Linked DNA regions of Homo sapiens: region 2 is linked to region 1. Evidence: chromatin loops called from intact Hi-C (ENCODE). Cell type or tissue: HCT116. All regions are shown on one strand. Each heading gives the region's core, and the rest is flanking DNA. Links, peaks and the distances in the headings are about the cores only. Region 1 overlaps AADACL4 (arylacetamide deacetylase like 4). Region 2 overlaps TNFRSF8 (TNF receptor superfamily member 8).

Region 1 (9,838 bases), core at 1,271-9,270:
TGGCTTACGCCTGTAATCCCAGCACTTTGGGAGGCTGAGGATCACTCAACCTCAGGAGTTCAAGACCAGCCTGGCCAACATGGTGAAACCCCATCTCTACTAAAAATACAAAAATTAGCGGGGTGTGGTGGTGGGAGCCTGTAATCCCAGGCACTTGGGAGGCTGAGACAGGAGAGTCACTTGAACCCAGGAAGTGGAGGTTGCAGTGAGCCGAGATTGTGCCACTGCACTCCAGCCTGGGAGAGAGTGAGACTCCATCTCAAAAAAAAAAGAAAGAAAACAAAAGAAAAAAGAAAAAGAAAAGAAAACATCAAAAAGGTATATTCTAATTATCACATTAAATTTGGAAGAAGCTCATAAGGAAAAATAACACCTTAGACTAGTGGCTTTCAACTTAGAACGACAAAATTATTTTTTTCATTTCGAAGAAAAAAATTATATGAGAGCCCCATTGTATAAAATAAACAAATGCAGTTGTTCTGGTTTTGCCCAAGGGTAAGGAACATAAGCCCTCACTCTTTCTTCTTCTTCTTTGACCTCCATAGCTGCCTCTAAGGCATCACAGGGAACTCTAGGGTTCAAAAGAACCATTTTGAAAACACTTCCTTCTATTATACCTTGAATTTTGTTTCCTTTAAAAGTTAACACCTCATCTTTCAAAATAGAGTTTGATTGATTGCAGCATAATTTAGTGCCCATCTAGGAAACAATTATCACCCAATAATCTTATTGGCCATTTCCTAGATGGTCAATATATTGATAAATCTATCAATGTTATCGAAGCAGGTTCCTATTTAAGCTCAGGCGAAACACATGCTTCTTAGAGGGTCCTTGCAGGGAGGTGGCCCCTTCACCTGGTAGCAGAGAGTACAAACCTCAGCTTTCATTTTCCCATTTCTAGAAATGAATACTCCTCACCAAATGTTGAATATATGACTCCAACATGATGAAGGGGATAACAAATATTAGGTACTTTCTATTGGCAAAATCTGTGACCTGCCAGAAAGAGGCAGAAATTCTCCTGTGCCTCCCTACACTTCTCTCTTGCTCACTGTGATAGACTGAATGTGTGTGTCCCCCTAAAATTCCCATGTTGAAATCCTACACTGCAATGCAAGGGTATTAGGAAGTGGGGCCTTAGGAAAGTGATCAGGTCATGAGGGTGGAGCCCTCATGAATGGGATTAGTGCCCTTATGAAGGAGGCATTAGAGAGCTCTCTGGCTTCTCTTTCTGCCATTCTAGGATACAAGGAGAAGCTGGCAGTCTACAGCCTGGAAAAGGGTCTTCACCAGAGCCTGACCATGCTGACACCCTGATCCTGGACTTCTAGCCTCCAAAACTCTGAGAAATCAAAGTGTTGTTTAAGCTGCCCCATCTATGGTAATTTGTTACAGCAGCCCAAACTAAGAAACTCACCCAGAGGTGAAGGCTTCGCAGAACCAAAGGTCAAAAGACCCATCTTCTCCAAGAGTTCGGGTAGGGAGTCCCATCCAGGCCTTAGACATCTCCCTTCCTTCAGTGTCTCTCAGGGAGTCTCCTCTCAGCTACTGTCTCCCTGCAGCCTCCTGGAAGCCCTTATCTGTGCATGCAGCTCCATGAGCCACTCTATCAAAACTGCCCTGGCCCGTGCACCAGGTCTAAGTATCTGGGATAATGGCATCCTAAGCAATTTCCTACAAGGTATTAATGCAGGTGCTTATTGATACCTTTATGTGCTACCTGTTCAAGGGATGTTTTTATTATCACAAAGGGCTTTGGTGACATAGACTGTAATGGTGGAATTTCAGACACAATGGTAAGCCACCTGGGAGGTATGTTGATGAATACTAGAAAGTGCTGGCTTCCTCAATCTCATCAGAGAGGACCAGAGATGTTAAGTGACTTTGTTTAAGTCACACAGCTATTCTGTCTACCAAAGCCTAGGGGCAGCTAAGGTTTGAGGAGGTCCATTGTAGAGGTAGAATCTAAAAAGGCAGATTTTAATTTCTCTCGCTGGCCTTCTCTAAACTCTTTCCCAGTGATGTGAGATCTCTTGAGCCAAGAACCAGAATCCTAGTGAGTAGCCCCTACTGCCCCCTCCATCCACTCTAAAGATGCCTCCATCTCCCTTTTGTTTTTATAGGACCAGGGTTGTATCTTAAGACACTCTCAACACTAGTTCCTGTAGGACCAGAAGCTTAGTTAGTTTTTAACAATGCAATAAGCACCTGCAGAACCATCACCCCAAACAACAGCCAGAATCTTGCGCATCACCTTCACCAACCCCACCATCATGCCATTTTGCTTCTCCTCCAACTTAATGAATGGTTACCCTGAATCCTGTATCTATCATTTTTTTCTTTCTATGTTACATTGTCTTGTTACGTCTATGTGTTTTCCTCGAAAGTATTCTTTTGGTTTTAACGTTTTTACCTTTGCAAAATGAGTATCAGGCTTTATGTAATTTTTTGAACATTTTTCACTTAGTTTTATACTACTAAGATTCATTTGCAACATGGTACACCTTTCTAGTTCATTTATTTAAATGGCTGTGGAAAAATCCATAATATCTTCTTGGCTATGTAATCTAACAGTTGCTGTGCTGAGGTTTATTCATGCACGCCCCCGTTCATGGACATGTGGGTTGCTTTCAGGTTTTTGCTCTTTCGAGCACTGCTGCGCCTGTCTCTGTGGATGCATGTCCAAGAGTTGCCTCTTGGGAGTTAGGGCCTCTCTGATCTACAAATCACCCATGAACTTACCCTATCTCCTCTCACCCCTGTGGAACCTACCAGCTGTCTCCAGAAACTCACCCAATCATCAGAAGTACAGATTCAGTCTCCCGGGCCAGATAATTGCACAGGCCATGGTAACAATCTGCAAGACAAAAACACTCAGAGCAGCAGCGCATGAGTAGGACCCAAACCATCTCACCACAGCCCCCAGGAAGAGCCAGCTGACAGTCTTGGTGTGGGGTGTGGCATCCTCTCTGTTTCTATCCTTGCCTCCTCTGCCTGGACAGAGCCAAAAAACCAGGCCAAATCATACATCTGTCCCCAGCCTCCTGAATTTTGGGACTCAAATTCACCTTGGGGCTCACTTTCTGCAACATTTATTTTACAGTGGAGGAAACCAGGAACCTGGAAATCTTAGTGATCTGAAATGGAAAAAAACCAAGGGAAGTTAGGCATGCCTGCCCTAGGATGTTAATAATAACTATAAATTTATATTGATCAAGAAATAAACAAGGGTTGGACGGGATGTTTCTATGAGTAGAGTGGTGCATATGAAGTTCTCAGAGGCAGGTCCGTCAATATGAGTACGTAGAACATACTAGCACAGTGGCAGACACAGAATCACTGCCAAATACACTTCTAATGCAGTCATTCTCAACTTCAGCCATACATAGAGGTACCAGGGAGTTTTTACAAGTCCTCAGGCCCAGGCTAAACCTCAAACCAATTAAATCAGAATCTCTAGCATGGAAGCTCAGGCATCAGGATTTTCTAAATCACACCAGGTAATTCCAGGGTTTGGAGGAGGTTGCTGAAGTGGGTGCATGCCTCATTAATGCTCTTTGAGGGAGATGACAATGGTTCTGAATGGAGCCAGAGGCACAGAGGGGTCTAAATTGAGTCGGAGCAGTCAGCCCCTAAGTTGAAGTTTCCATACTAGTAGGTCTCAGCCCTGGCTGCACATTGCAGTCATCTGATGAGCTGTTTAAAAATACTGATGCCCTGGTTCATGCCTGTAATCCCAGCACTTTGGGAGGCCGAGGTGGGTGGATCACGAGGTCAGGAGTTTGAGACCAACCTGGCCAGTATGGTGAAACCCCGTCTCTACTAAAAATACAAAAATTAGCCGGGCATGGTGGCACATGCCTGTAGTCCCAGCTACTCAGGAGGCTGAGGCAGAAGAATTGCTTGAACCCGGGAGGCGGAGGTTGCAGTGAGCCGAGATCATGCCACTGCACTCCAGCCTGGGTGACAGAGCAAGACTCCATCTCAAAAAAAAAATGCTGATGCCTGGGTCCTGCCCACTTAGCCTGGGGTATGATCTGGGTATGAATATGACTTTAAAATTCGCAGGTGATTTTAAGGCCCAGACAAAGTAAAGACCTCTGCTAGACACCCGGGGCCAACCTGGGTGTCATCTTCCCGATGTAACCCAGACATTCCTCCTTTCCCAAGCATGTCAGGTAGTCCCTGTTTCAGAGCTTTGCACTTACTGTCCCTCCCACTTAGACTTAATAGGGCCAGGACTAGGGTGAGGTAGGCAAGACATCGCCTTGGGTGCAAAATCAAGGGAGCCCCACAACACTCAGCCATACAGAAAAATAACATTTGGATGCAATTAAGAAATCACAATTAATGCCAAAAAATTGTATGTTGAACAAAATATCAAAATTTTAAATAGGCTTGGCTGGGTGCAGTGGCTCACACCTGTAATCCCAGCACTTTGGGAAGCCAAGGCAAGAGGATCACTTGAGCCCAGAAGTTTGAGACCAGGCTAGGCAATATAGCAAGACCCCGTCTCTGTAAAAATAATTAGGCCAGGCACAGTGGCTCACTCCTGTAACCCCAACACTTTGGAAGGCCAAGGTGGGGGGATCACTTGACCCCAGTAGTTCAAGACTAGCCTGGCAACACAGGGAAATGCCGTCTCTACAAATAACTGAAAAATTAGCCAGGCATGGTGGTACATGCCTGTGGTCCCAGCTACTCAGGAGGCTGAGGCAGGAGGATCACCTGAGCCCAGGAGGTTGAGGCTGCAGTGAGCCATAATTGCATCACTACACCCCAGCCTGGACAACAGAGTGAGATCCTGTCTCAAAATAAACAAACAAATACATAAATAATTACCTAGGGGTGGTGGTGCATGCCTGTGGTCCCAGCTACTCGGGAGGCTGAAGCAGGAGGATCACTTGAACCCAGGAGTTGGAAGCTGCAGTGAGCTGTGATCACGCCACTGCACTCCATCCTGGGTGACAGAGCAAGATCCTGTCCTTAAAATATATATATGTATATAAACAGGCTTCTATTTTTCACTTGCACACTTGCTGTGCCCTGTTGGGTCCTGCCTGTGTATACATTTTGACATTTTGTTCATCATAATTGTTTTGCATTAATATTTGTTTTTTTAAACATTGCATTAAAATATTACTTATCTTGATTAATGAATGTTTTGGCATCCTCTGAATTTGGAGCCTGAAGCAAGTGCCTCCCTCTAGCCCCGGCCCTCACCTAGAAGGCTCTTTTCCGGCTTCCAAAGGGCCAGATCCTCCTCATCCATTGAGCCTGAGGTCAAATCTGACTTCTCTGATGAGAAGAGCTAAATCGGAATGATGCTGTGAGATTCTCCATGCCACCTGTGTTATCATGATCTGCAATAACTTCAGTGTCCAGCTCCCTCAGGTGACTGTCAGGTCCATGAGGCCAGGAACTGGGTTCTGTTCCCATGACAACAGATCCAGCTAGAGACTGTCCTTCGTCACTCCCACCACCAGGTGGCAGTACATCCTAATCTCGGGGAAGTTATGTACCGGGAGAAGCCCGCCTTTTCCTATGGGCAAATTTTTCTCGTATGTGTCCATGCGTCGGTCCATACATCCATATCCATTTGTTCATTCGCAAGCTCATCCTTTCATCCACTTATTCCCCCATCCATCCATCTATTCATTCGTGCATTCATTCATTCAATTCAAAAAATGAAAACAACAGGCACTGAGGATCCAGCAACAAACAAAACTTCTTGCACTCTTCATTTTTAGTGGGGGAGTCAAGTACTGAATATGGAAACCCATGAAAGAACAAAATGAGCTCCGACTGTGTCAAGTACCTGAAGAAAATTAACAAGGATGAAGCCGGGGGTGGAGACCAGGGTGCAGGGCAGGGCAGCATCAGCGCTGGGGGTGGAAACGGGTGCAGGGCAGGGCAGTATCAGTGCACGGGGTGTACACGGGGGGCAGGGCAGGGCAGCATCAGCGCCGGGGGTGGATACAGGGGTGCAGGGCAGGGCAGCAGTCAGCAAGGAGAGTTCTTAGATAAGATGTCCAGGGAGGCTGAGACAGGAATAACACAGGGTGGTTACAGGAGAATAGAAAATTCCAGGCCACGCGTGGTGGCTCACCCGTGTAATCCCAGTACTTTGGGAGGCCAAGGCGGGTGGATCACCTGAGGTCAGGAGTTCGACACCAGCTTGGCCAACATGGCAAAACCCCGTCTCTACTAAAAATACAAAAATTATCCAGGTGTGGTGGCACGCGCCTGTAATCTCAGCTGCTTGGGAGGCTGAGGCACGATACTCGCTTGAATCCGGGAGGTGGAGGTTGCAGTGAGCTGAGATTGTGCAACTGTGCTCCAGCCTGGGTGACAGAGTAAGACTCTGTTTCGAAAGAAAGAAAGAAAAAGGAAGGAAGGAAGGAAGGGGAAGGAGGGAGTGAGGAAGGGAGGAGAGGGAGGGGAAAAGAAAGAAAGAGAGAAAGAAAGAGAGAAAGAGAAAAAGAAAGAAAGAAAGAAAGAAAGAAAGGAAGGAAGGAAGGAAGGAAGGAAGGAAGGAAAGAAAGAGAGAAAGAAAGAGAAAGAAAGAAAGAAAGAAAGAGAAAAAGAAAGGAAGGAAGGAAGGAAGGAAGGAAAGAAAGAGAAAGAAAGAGAGAGAGAGAGAGAAGGGGAGAAGAGAAGGCAAGACAAGACAATTCCAGGCAGCAGTTTCACACAATGAGCAAAAGGAAACTTGAAATGGCTGCAGAAGCTAGAGACTGATAAAACCCTGAAAAGCCAGGGTGTTGGCCAAGCTGGCTAAGACTGACTGGACCCAACATGGCACCGGATTTGACCTGAGTCTCTCCTAGGACCTCCTTCTATGTCATCAACATACTAAACACACACCCACTAGTACCATGGCAGTTCTGGGACACCCATTTTGGTCCCAGAATGGGTGTGGACCCACCACAGTTCTGAGAAAACTCCGCCATTTTCCAGGAATTTTCATGAATATTCCGCCCCTTGGTTAAAGAAACCTATAAAGGTAGCAGCCCCAATCCTCCTCGCACGTGTCTCTCTTGAGTCTGCCTGCACTCTTTTCTTGACTATGTGCTTTTCCCTTTGCAATAAATCTCCGTACTTTCACCATTTTCTGACTCGTCCTTGAATTCATTCTCATGATAGTGTCAAGAGCCTGAACACTGGCGAGGGTCAACGTCCCAATGGCATTTGGGGACCTCCCCCAGACCAGCAGTATCATCTTTGTGGCGAGCCAGTCAGGAACATCATCGCTCCCATTTTAGAACCACTGGCAATTGGTAAGTCCCGCTCCAACCTTAGTTTGAGTCCTCTTGTTCTCTGGAATTACTACTTTCTTCCTTCTTTCTTGGAGCTAGCTACAGCCTGCCTCCCTGCTGCTGTTTCCCTCAGTCTGGAAAACCCAATTCACCCTGATGGGTCACAAGCAGAGATGAGAAATTTTCAACCTACACAGAGTAGTTTGGGGTTTTGTTTGTTTGATTTTTTTTTTTTTTTTTTTTTTTTTGAGACAGTCTTTCTCTGTCACCCAGACTGGAGTGCAGTGGTGTGATCTCAGCTCACTGCAACCTCTGCCTCCCGGGCTCAAACAATCCTCCTGCTTCAGCCTCCTGAGTAGCTGGGACTATAGGCATGTGTCACCATGCCCAGCTAACTTTTGTATTTTTTGTAGAGAAGGGGTGTTTCACCATGTTGCCAGGGCCAGTCTTGAACTCCTGAGCTCGAGCAGTCCACCTGCCTCAACCTCCCAAAGTGCTGGGATTCCAAGCATAAGCTACCATGCCCAGCCTTACACTGAGTAGCTTTGAGGCACCATGGTCCTCCCTGACACGAGGCTAATGAGGGTGGTAGGGTAAAAACCCATACCAGGCAGTGGATGGATGGTTTCCAAGGAGCACTATGACTTTTTCCTGGGAAGGGGCTTCTGTTTTCCCAAGGGACCAGCTGTGCCAATACACTGACGCTAGTTGGAAAATGTTTTCTCCTTGTCTTTCTTTAAACCTTACTGTTGTGATTTTCTCTTCTCATGCTTCTTCCTCACACTTCACCCGAAAGCTTAGTGAACTCTTTAGACGCAGCAGGGTAGGCCCCTTAGATACTGTTCTCTGGAATGCCAAGTGCTCCCTTCAAGGTCCCTATTTTTTGGCCATACTGAATCATCTCTACTCCCAAGCTTTACCTGGTGGTAAATGTTCAGATGGATATCAGCAAGCTTGCAGGCCCACAGCTTGCCCTTCTCGACCTTCCCATTTCCAAAGCCCCAGGGGCCACAGATGCCTGGGCAACACTGAGACTCCAGAGATGCCTAGATGCCGAGGACAGTAGGGCTCCAGGGATGCCTGGATGCTGAGGCAGCCAGCCAAGGGAACTGGGATGCCTGTCTCCCTGGTGTGGACATGGAGCTGGCCAATCACAAGGGACATTTCATAAAATGCCAGGACCAGTCCATCCATGAGGGAACCATACTGTTATTTTCCCCTTCTGTCTCAAGTCATGCCAAGGACAAGCCAAGGCCATGGGTAACTTTCCGTCTCTGTCAACTCCCCTTTGGGACACATTCTTAAAAACTGGAGTAATTTTAAACTTGATGGGCTTAGAAGAAACTCATTTCTTTCTATAACACCATTTGGCCCCAATATAAGTTGGAAAATAGGGTGCAATGGCCAGAGAATGAAACCCTAAATTTTAATACCATCTTGTGATTAGGTCTTTTTTGTAAATCTCAGGAGAAATGGACTGAAATACCATATATATAGGCCTTCATGGCTCTTTATCAGAACCCTTTATTAGCCAGTCAGTGCCCAACATCAGGAGAAAATTACAGAAATTGGCTTTGGGACTCCAAATGCCTGTTAATCAAATGCTTGATGTAGCTTTTGGGATATTCAATAATAGGGACAGGGCTGAAAAGGCTGAAAAGACCCGGCATGGCAAACAATGGGATGAAGTGCAAGCCCAAATGATAGCCATCCTTGTAACTCTGCAACCAGTGCCCCACAAACCCAGGGTCACCCAGAGGGAGGCTTCAGTCGTTGGTGAAACGGGCCTAACAGCAAACCTGCAGGCAATGGTTACTGCTTCAAGTGTGAAAAGCTGGGACACTGGAGCAATGATGTCCCAGCCAGGGAGCCCACCTAGACCCTGCCCTCACTACAAGCAGAAGGCCCACTGGAAAAGGGACTGCCCTGAGCTCTGAAGGCAGGGGACACCCGATGCCATAATGGCCATAACTGAGAACTGAAGAGGCCTGAGGTTCCTGGCAGCCCCCACAAAAATCATGGTCATCACAACTGAGGAGCCTCAGTGACTCTTGACATGGCTGGTAAAAATATTAATTTCGTAATTGACTCAGGGGCCAGTTACTCTCTCCTAAACAGCCACCCTGGGCCCTTATCCTCCAAAAACTACAGTGTCACAGGTGTTGATGGCACCCCAAAATCAAAGTGCTTTACTTTACCCCTGAACTGCAGGCTAGGACCATATATATAGTATAGTCTATATAGTATATATATTAACTCATGAGTTTCTAATTATGTCGGAATGTCCCATTTGTTTGTTGGGATGTGCGAGACCCTGACCCAACAACGGATGAATAACATGTACTGACATGTATTCTGCTTTGCCAGTCCGGCTGAGTGTCCGAGCCGTTTACAGACACCAAGCAAGGTGCTGTAAAGAGTCAGTGGCCACAGCCCTGACCAGCCAGCGAGACTCGTATTTATTCAGTAAAGATTAATTGACAAAGGCTTGAGTCAACACACCTGTGGGTAATTAACCTGGTCACCCCTACCCCGGAGAGGGCCGTCTTGCCCATGAATGATCAAAGGTTAGTCTTAGG
Region 2 (9,838 bases), core at 1,040-9,039, 540 kb after region 1:
TTCAAAACAAAAAAAGAATTTCTTTCAACCTAAATCTCCCTGGAATAATAGAAAATGACTCAAGTGCTCATAAAAATGAAGGATTAAAAGAATTTTAAGGCCAGGCATGGTGGCTCATGCCTGCAAACCCAGCACTTTGGGAGGCCGAGGCAGGCGGATCATGAGGTCAGGAGTTTGAGACCAGCCTGGCCAACACGGTGAAACCCCGTCTCTACTAAAAATACCAAAATTAGCCAGGCATGGTGGCAGGAGCCTGTAATCCCAGCTACTCAGGAGGCTGAGGCAGGAGAATCACTTGAACCCGTGAGGCGGAGGTTGCAGTGAACCCAGATGGCACCAGTGCACTCCAGCCTGGGTGACAGAGCGAGACTCTGTCTCAAAAAAAAAAAAAAAAAAAGAATTTTAGACCAGTGGTTCTCAACCAGGAGGTTTTCCCCAGGGGCCACATGGCAATGTCTAGAGACATTTTTGGTTGTCCCAAGTAGGGAAGGTTACTGGCATCTAGAGGGGCTGTACAACGTCCTATAGGATAGCGCTCCACAGCAAAGAACCATCCATTCCCAAATGTCAATGGTGCCAAGGGTGAAAAATCTTTTTACAAACATCTCAACAACCACGATAAAATCCCCGTCCTACGGCTCACCCAGCACGTGGCCTTAAACGAATTACTTCACCATCCTGTGCCTTAGGCTGCTAATCTGTGCAACGGGGATAACAGTAAGTACCTCACAGGCCACCGGAGGAGTGGATGAGATCACGTGTGTGCTTTGCAAATGCCTGTCACCGAGGACACACACGGGAAGGTCGATCCACTCGAGGGCTGGTTGGTGGGCCTCTCATCGCACCTGCACGGACCACAGATCCCTGATGTGCTCACTGCTCAAAGGAACCAAGAGCACCCTCTGCCCCAGGTCTGGGATGTGGGAGGCCAAGGGGCGCACACTCCCCTCCCGTCTGCCTTTGGCCTCTGCGGGCAGTCGGAATTAGTCTAAAAGCTTGGAGGGAGCTAGAACAGCTTCTGGGCCCGGCACAGAGCCTGCAAGGAGGAAGTGCTCCGTGAAGACCATGTGAATAGATGAATGAACGAACCAATAAACCAGTGCCAATAAACCAGTGCTCCTTCCCTCCTTCACCACCCACGGCTCAGGAGGGAAAGGGGCATCCGGCCAGCTCGGTCCATTCTCACCCGGTGCTCTGTGAGCTTGCCTGTCTTGGCTTCACTTTCTGTCCATCTTGAGCCTCGGAACCCAGACCCCAAGGTCCCACCAGAAGCTAGAGGGTCAAAAACGACCTGAGATAAGATGTCCACCATTGAGTCTCAGGGCTCAGTTCTTTGTAGACCTGGCTTCTTAGGGGAAGGTGTTTTCTTTCTTTCTTTCTTTTTTTCTTCTGTAACAAAACTGCTCTCACAGAGGTTTGAAGAAAAAAAATAAACTGACGGCAATGGAAATTCTAATACTAGAAAAATGTCAAGAAAGCAAACGCCGGTTTCAATGAGACACTCAGCCTGACAGGTCATGGAAACAGGCTTGAAACTATCAAAACACAAAAACCCCCCTTGCACAGGGACCACAGTGCTTGCTTGTGAAACTCGTCAAATTCAAAACATGCCTCAGTGGACTGTGTTTTTGTGCCCAAGTCAACAGTCAGCCTATGCAAGGGCCTCTGCAAGGGTCCTGGGGAGATCAGGGGACGGGCCAGGGCCTGGCCTTAGGCTGAGCACGTGGCTCTTGGGTAGGCATTGCGATGGTGGACAGAGCTGGCAGGGGGAAGGAAGAGGGGACAGGGCTGAGCCCTTTACAAACCAAAACCCCTAGGACCAGTGCCTGAGGCTGGCTGTGCCACTGCCAGGCTGTGTGGCCCTGGGCCAGCCGTCCACCTTGCTGAGCCCTGCCTCCTCCTTGCAGAACAAAGGTCATCACTGGGGGAGTACAGGAAGCCTGTATGGGAGCCCACCTTGCAAATCAGAAACGAAGGCTCAGACGATTCCCCCATCAGAGCCCAGCACAGAGCAGGCACCCAATCCATGCCATGCAGTGCTGAGGAAGACCCTGGCCTGCCTTGAAGGGGCTGCCCAGGAGAGAGAAGGTGCTTGGCACAAGATAGCTGGGAGCCCCCTGCCCCAGGTGAGAGCTAGAAGACACACGCTGTATAGACGACCCTGCCTGGACAGGTGAGGAGGGTTCCAGCTCCCAAGGGCTGCCTGGAAGAGCTGGCCCAGAGGCTGGGCAGGGATCAGAGTGCAGGGACCAGGGAGGGGGTCAGAAGCACCCAGGACTCAGGAAGGCCTGAAGCTTCCAGGAAGGAAAAAGCCCCAGGCACAGGCCAGCCTGTCAATAGGCAGCAGCCACCGATTGCAGGCAGGTACTCCACGATGCGCTTAACAGCCCGACCTCGACGAATCCACAGGCCAAGCCTCTGAAGTAGATTCTACCATCTGCATTTTCCGGATGAGGAAACTGAGACACAGGACAATTCAGTAACTCACCCAGGGTCACACAGCTTGTAAGTGGCAGAACCAGGGTCCCTCTTGCCCCATGTGCTCCTTTCCCCTCCTGCCCCTGGGCTGACTTGCCAGGTGGTAGAAGAGGGGGAGAGAGGGGAAAGAGAAAGAGAAGGAGGGAGAGGGAGAAAGGGAGGGTAGAATGTAGAGAGGAAGGCAAGGCTGGCAGGAATGCCCCCTGGGGGTACTGGAGGAAAAAGTGACAGACAAGATAGACTTTTAAACGTTCATGCCAGCATCCATCCAGGTGCTGCTCTGGGCAAGCCACACAGTCGTCACACCCAGTACAGTCTTCACCTCATTGCATTCTCCACACGCATGAGTTTTCACCCACATTGCATCCCTACAGATGTACAGAATGCGACAGGAGCCACAGACAGGGAGCTTCGAGGCTGGGGTAGAAGTTCAGTCTCTGGAGCCCACGCCCCGGGCCCAGAGCTGCCCTGTGTTCCTCTGGCTCGGGCAGCCCCTTTGGACGGCTGGACACTCACCCACAAGCTCTAGCTTGGGCTGGGAGGTCTGGACCGGGTAGCACAGGTGGAGCTCTGAAACGACACCAGGAGGAAGGCTGGGGGTGGCGGCCTCAGAGAGCAGGAGCAGGCAGGGAAAGAACCCAGGCCAGGCTGGCAGAGAGCAACCTGTCCTCCCCAAGGCCCCAAGGACACAGCCACTTACTCTGCCGAATTCGCTTCCTGCAGGCCCTCCGGTGGCACAGGAGGAAGGCGCTGGAGCCGACCACCACAACCAACACCAGGATCACCCAGAAGAGCACTGGCCCTGGAACACAGAGACGCCCCACACTCTTTGCCTTGCTGCAACCACACAAGACAGCCCCAGCCCCAGACGACTTCCTCCTTCTCCTGGGACACAGCTTCCATCATGGCTAACAACAACAGGTCCTTTCCAAGCCAAGGCTCTTATCTCATCCAGCCCTCCCTCGCCTGGCTCCAGGAAGCTGATCAACTATTGAAGGCTGAGAGAAGGGCAAACTGTGTCTAGAGAGTGAGAAATTGAGGCGTCTAGGAGCCAGAACAAAGGAATTGAGGTCCAATAGACCAAAATTTGGGGACTGTGGACGAGGGCCCGGTGTGACCGGCATCTGGCAGCACTGCTGGTGTGGCCGGAGTCAGGGTGGGGAGGGCCAAGCAGTGAGGGGAAGGAAGAGGTTGAACCCAGTCCCCTCCCGGCCAACCCTCTAGACCTGCTTGATGAGGGCAGGCATGGAGTCCCCACTGCACATAAACACACCCCACAAGCGTTCCCTGAATGAATGATCCCCAACCCTATGCCCTAGGCACCGTCACTACCTTCAGTTTAAAAATGAGGGGAGCTGAGGCTCACGAAAGTTCGTTAAGTTGCCCAAGGTCACCCTGAGAGTAAGTGGCAGAGCCCCAGCCCAGGCCAGGCCAGGCCGGGGGGACTGCAGGGCCACGCTCTTAACCCCTATCTAGATCTACTTCTTCACACCTCGGTACTAAACTCGCTTCGTTTTTCCCTTTTGTCACTTACAGAGATCATAGAGCTAGTGATTGCACTTTATTGAAGTCCATGTTTAGATGTTTAAAAAGTAGTATATGCCAGTTAAGTGCTTCTCAAACGTTAATGTGCACATGAGTGCCCTGGAGATCTTGTTAAAGTGCAGTTTCTGATTCTCTAGGTCTGGGATGGGGCCCATAATTTGCTTTCCTAACAAGTTCCCAGCCGGTGCCAATGCTGCCAGACGGGACCGCACTTTCAGAAACTCTGGCCGGAGCACTACTGCCACCTCGTGTCAGCCACTAGAACTGCAAGTCCTAAAATGAGTAACCTGGCATCTTTCCCTAAGAGCTAACTCTTGGGGGTTTTGTTTGTTTTGTTTTGTTTTGTTTTGTTTTGTTTTGTTTTGTTTTGTTTTGTTTGAGACTGATTCTCATTCTGCTGCTCAGGCTGGAGTGCAGCGGTGCAATCTCGGCTCACTGCAACCTTGCAACCTCCGCCTCCCGGGTTCAAGCGATTCTCCTGCCTCAGCCTCCTGAGTAGCTGGGATTACAGGCGCGCGCCACCACGCCTGGCTAATTTTTGTATTTTTAGTAGAGATGTGGTTTCATCGTGTTGGCCAGGCTGGTCTCAAACTCCTGACCTCGTGATCCACCCACCTTGGCCTCCCAAAGTGCTGGGATTACAGGCGTGAGCCACCGCGTCCAGCCTAAGAGCTAACTCTGACAGAGGCCGTCTACAATGCTACACTGCTTATAACCCTGCACGGTCTCTGCCATTACCATTGTATAGATGAGACAACTGAGGCTCAAAGGCTCGAACAACTAGTCAAAGTCATGAAATCAATCAACAAAGACCTATTTTCTGAGTAGCAATTATAAGCCACGAGGATGAAGCTGTGAAAAAAATTCCTGCCTACAAGAATTAAAGAATAGTCACTAGCAGCCAGGCGCAGTGGTTCACACCTATAATCCTAGCACTTTGGGAGGCTGAAGCAGGTGGATCACCTGAGGTCAGGAGTTTGAGACCAACCTGGACAACATGGCAAAACCCCGTCTCTACTAAAAATTAAAAAAAAATTTAGCCAGGCGTGGTGGCAAGCGCCTGTAAACCCAGCTACTCGGGAGGCTGAGACAGGAGAATCTCTTGAACCTGGGAGGTGGAGGTTGCAGTGAGCCAAGATGGGTGCCACTGCCCTCCAGCCTGAGCAACAGAGTGAGACTGTTTCAAAAAGAAAAGAATAGTCACTAGCAAGTGCCAGAGCCACAGCACCAACTCAAGAAGCCAGAAACCTGGGGTCAACCTTAATCCCCCTTCTCAGACCATACCCACAAAGGAGAAGCTCCCTCCTGGCTCCCCCAATCCACACTTCCCCAGGAGGAAGCCCCTGCTGGGAGTAGGGGTGAGTGGGCTGGGACCATTACCTGCATCCAGAACGGGCTTCCCCGTGGAGGAGAGAGCGACGGGAGCGCTGGTTGGGATGGGCAGCGTCTTACTGGCCTGGGAGTCCACCAGCAAGCTCTGAGTGGGGCTGGTGCTGCGGGGAGAAGCCCAAGGCAGGAGTGATGAAGATGGGAAGAGGGAAGTGGGTCTTCAGGAATAATTCCCTTTCTCTGGAGACTGCGCAACCAGAGCCTGGGCCCCTAGATCCTCTGCCCCGAGTCTCTGCCAGGCATTTTGAGGGCAGGGACTGGGTTTCAAGGCCTTCTGGCTTTCCAATGGTGTCAGCAAAGAGATGGGCACACATTTAACAAAAGAGCAGCCCAGGCCCCACCTCCACCCCCAGCCCAGCTGCCTCCCAGGCATCCCCTGGGCATGGCAGGGACAGCTCCCTCCTGCAGCAGCCAAACAGAGAGAAGGGGTGGGGGAGTCACCTGGCAGGCGCCTCGCCATTCTCTGGGGTGGGGTTGCAGTCCGGCTGGGTCCCCAGGGGTGGCGCCTCAAAGGTGGTGTCCTTCTCAGCCATATCTGCAGAGGGGACGTAACATCTGAGAACCAGCGCCAAGGAGGCTGGTGTCTCCAGGAAAGAGTTAACCAGCAGGGACTGGTGGCTTCCAGCGAGGCAACACCGTGGGAGCTAAGACAGTCAGATTTGTGTTTCAAAAGATCAAAGTGGAAAAGCTGGCCAGGCACATTGGCTCACACCTGTAATCACAGCATTTTGGGAGGCTGAGGCAGGAGGACCACTTGAGGTCAGGAGTTCGAGACCAGCCTGACCAACACGGTGAAACCCCATCTCTACTAAAAACACAAAAATTAGCCAGGTGTGATGGCACACACCTGTAATCCTAGCTACTCAGGAGGCTGAGGCAGGAGAATCGTTTGAACCCGGGAGGTGGAGGCTGCAGTGAGCTGAGATCATGCCACTGCACTCCAGCCTGGGCGACAGAGAAAGACTCAAAATAAATAAAACAAAGTGGAGAAGTTGCTACTTGTCTCTAACAGCTGTGGTCACCCAGGAAGGTGAAACAGTGACGCTAGACCTTTTGCTTTTAAGAGAAAACTGAAATCGCCTAATGTTTAAATACAGCCTCAATTTTTAAAGTTTTTTTCTTTTAAATCAACTTTATTAAGGAATTATTTATTTATTTATGTTTAATTTTTTGAGATTGAGTCTTCCTCTGCTGCCCAGACTGGAGTGCAGTGGCACGATCTCAGCTCATTGCAACTTCTGCCTCCCGGATTCAAGTGATTCTCCTGCCTCAGCCTCCTGAGTAGCTGGGATTACAGGTGCCTGCCAACATGCCCAGCTAATTTTTGTATTTTTAGTAGAAACAGGGTTTCACCATGTTGACCAGGCTGGTCTCGAACTCCTGACCTCAAGTGATCCGCCCACCTCAGCCTCCCAAAGTGCTGGGATCGTAGGCGTGAGCCACCATGCCCAGCCTAAGGCAACATTTATATACAAGAAAGTATCCCCTGGCAGGGTAGGGTGGCTCCCGCCTGTAATCCCAGCACTTTGGGAGGCTGAAGCAGGCAGATCACTTGAGCTCAGGAGTTCGAAACCAGCCTAAGCAACATAGCAAGACCCTGTCTCTATTTTTAATAAGTAAAAATAAAAAAAGAAAATGTCCCTAAGTGTGTACAGCCTGATGAGTTCTGACAAAGGTAACTAACTCCAATCAAAATACAGAACATTCTCATCCCTCCAGAAGGTTCCCTAGTGCCCCTCCTCACTCACTCTGCCCCCACCTCCAGATCCAGGCAACCACCGATCTGCTTTATGTCACTATAGAGGAGTGTATCTGTTCCAGAATTTCATGTCGACAGAATCATGCAGTATGTACTCTTTGGGGTCTGGCTTCTTCCACTCTGCATAATGTTTTTGATATTCATTCAGCTTCATTCCTTTCTGTTGCCAAATGGCGTTCTGTTGTACAGATGAACCACTGTTTACATACCCGTTCGCTAGTTGATGGACATTTGGGTTGTTTCCAGTTTGAACTATGACGAACAAGGCAGCTGTGAGTATTCTTGTGCGTGCCTCTGTGTGAACGTATAATTTCATTCCTCTTGAGTGCCTAGGAAGGGTGGCTGGATTGCTATGCTGGCCAGACGGAATGTCTCTGAAGGCCAGTTCATAGCTGGCCACCACTGGTCTGACCCAGCTACCTTGTTTTACAGATGGAGAGAGCCGCAGGGCTGGAGCTACAGCCAGGAAACAGAGATGGCGAGTTCCAGCCCAGAGCACTCTCCTCTGGATGGCACTGCCTCCTGCCTGGGGACTGGGCACCTTCTTCAAAGCTTCCTGCTTTTCTGGGGCAGGATAATTTGGCCCACATTAGAAGTGGGTTATGCTCAGTCACTACACCTCTCCACCCCCAGAGCCCTGGTGGAGGCACCCCTTTTTGATGTGGTACAAAGCAACCCCACACACATACCCACATCTCCCCTCTACAAAGTGTTCGTGACGCCTCTCAGATTTTTCCTCAAATAGACAAAAAAGTAAAGCCAGGATTAATTTATTTCTTGCATTGTAGGGTTCTGAGGAACCCCCCTCTTTGGGGAAGGTCACTGGACTCTTACCTGAATTAGCTGGAGCCTGGAGACTATGGGGAAGATGATGCGATGTGTTATGATGGTTCCTACATGCTCGTTAATCAGTATTTGAATCAGTGTTTGAAAGGTCATTGGGTTTCAGTGAACACTTACTTTGAGTGGACTGGAGCTCTGATGCTCAAACCCATTAACTGTGGCTATTCCCAGTCAGCATCATGAGGAGAGAGCCCCCTGCCTGCTCTCCAAGGCAGCCTGATGTAACTAGACAGGCCCATGGTCTCAGCTGCTGCTGAAACACCTGCTGAAATCCAGCGACAGATCTGCTGTCCCTCCTGTATGTGCAGAAGGGGGGAACCTAGTATCCCTTGGGTGCCTCTCATCCCCTCTCTGAATATACTATACCTAACTTGTAACTTTCCTTCTTCCTCCCTGAGTCAGTGATCCTCCCCTTTTCCTCCTCTTTGGATTTGAAGGTGAGGAGAAGGCATTGTCTAGCCCCTAGTTGGTCTGCCTGTGTTCTCTGGTAATGGCCTACTGGAAGAGAAGAAAAGAACCTGCCTACTCAGCCTCCATTTAAGAACTAAAAAAAATATTATTTACCAGATGGATATACTTCTCTTTAAATCCAAACACCCAGTCCTTGGGCCATTTAAAGAATTGTCTCAGCATCAAGGCCAAACAGATTCTCTTTTTGTACATCCAGCAATCGCTTAAAATCAGGTGAAATTTCATCTTCATATTTGGACTGTATATTTCTTGTCATCTTTTTCTTTTCCCGGGAGTTTTCAATTGCCTTTCTTTTTCTTGTTGATAAAAGGACAGTGTGCCCTCACCATATCCTCAGGCTTTTCAACTCTACTAATCATGAAATTTACTACAATTCTCTCTTCTATTCCTGGGAACACTTCCTCGGAGCCTTCCTTCCATTTTCCTGCTCTGATCTGGCTCAACTGGTCTATACCACATCATTCTGGGACTTCCCTTCCTTGCTCTGCTAGGATGGAGTGCTGGTCTCTAGATTCCATGGCTTCCTGTTGTTTTTCTTTTTTGCCCCCTCACTTAGCTGAATTACATCTTCAAATATCTTCCTAGGAGAGGATATAGGAAGAAAAGCCTTCTGGACCTTTTATGTCTGAAAATGTTTTTATGCTGCCTTCAAACTTGATTGTAATTTAGCTGAAGTGACTGTAATTTAGCTGGGTAAATTCTAGGTTCAGAACTAAGAAGGAGGTGGGTGGGTGGTGTCTTCCAGTGGAAGTACTCTGGGCTGACCCTTGGGATCCCTGCATTCTGGTTCTAGCTTCGGCCCTGTGCTTCTCTCTGGGTGTAAAACGAAGGGGTTGTATCAGACCAGAGGTATCCAGCTTTGACTAGTCCTCAAAAACATTCTGACTATGTGACCAGCACAATGACCTAGCCACTCCTCCTAGGTATTTACCCATGAAAAATGAAAATATACATCCACCCAAAGACTTGTACAAGAATCGGCCAGTCATGGTGGCTCATGCCAGTAATCTCAGCACTGTGGGAGGCTGAGGTGGGAGGATCGCCCGAGCCCAGGAGTTCAATGCTGCAGTGAGCCAAGATCATGCCACTGCACTCCAGCCTGGAACACAGAGTGAGACCCTGTCTCTAAAAATAATAAAAATAATAATAAAAGATATAAGATAAATTCATACATGTTAAAAAAAAAAAAAGAATATTCACAGCTGTTTTCATTCATAATAGCCCTAAACTGGAAACAACCCAAATGCCATCAACCGGCAGGTAGATAAAATCATGGTGGTGCATCTATTACATGTAGCGTGGGTAATTTCCATTAATCCTGCTTTGCTCTTGGTAGGTCCTTTTGACCTGAAG

What was found. A loop is a pair of places that touch in the nucleus more often than their neighbours do. Peaks named below come from ENCODE experiments on the same cell type or tissue, not always from the same donor. Only the 100,000 strongest peaks of a DNase experiment are listed, where the experiment ranks them.
Region 2: it touches region 1 in a loop (5-fold over the local background); 25 of 110 quality-filtered maps call a loop at or near these places.

The regions. Positions count from the first base shown.
Region 1 is chr1:12,654,810-12,664,647 of GRCh38, reverse strand. It overlaps AADACL4 (arylacetamide deacetylase like 4), which reads right to left. Exons shown (of 4, transcript NM_001013630.2): 3 at 2,794-2,857. Among named protein-coding and RNA genes, the nearest start is that of AADACL4, 16 kb to the right of the region's middle. In HCT116, for the core only: a CTCF peak has its summit at 5,477 (motif pointing right); a DNase peak (open chromatin) is centred at 5,487.
Region 2 is chr1:12,119,393-12,129,230 of GRCh38, reverse strand. TNFRSF8 (TNF receptor superfamily member 8) reads right to left here. Exons shown (of 15, transcript NM_001243.5): 9 at 5,854-5,947; 10 at 5,404-5,516; 11 at 3,179-3,280; 12 at 2,995-3,048. Among named protein-coding and RNA genes, the nearest start is that of MIR7846, 43 kb to the left of the region's middle. In HCT116, for the core only: a CTCF peak has its summit at 4,269 (motif pointing left); a DNase peak (open chromatin) is centred at 4,240.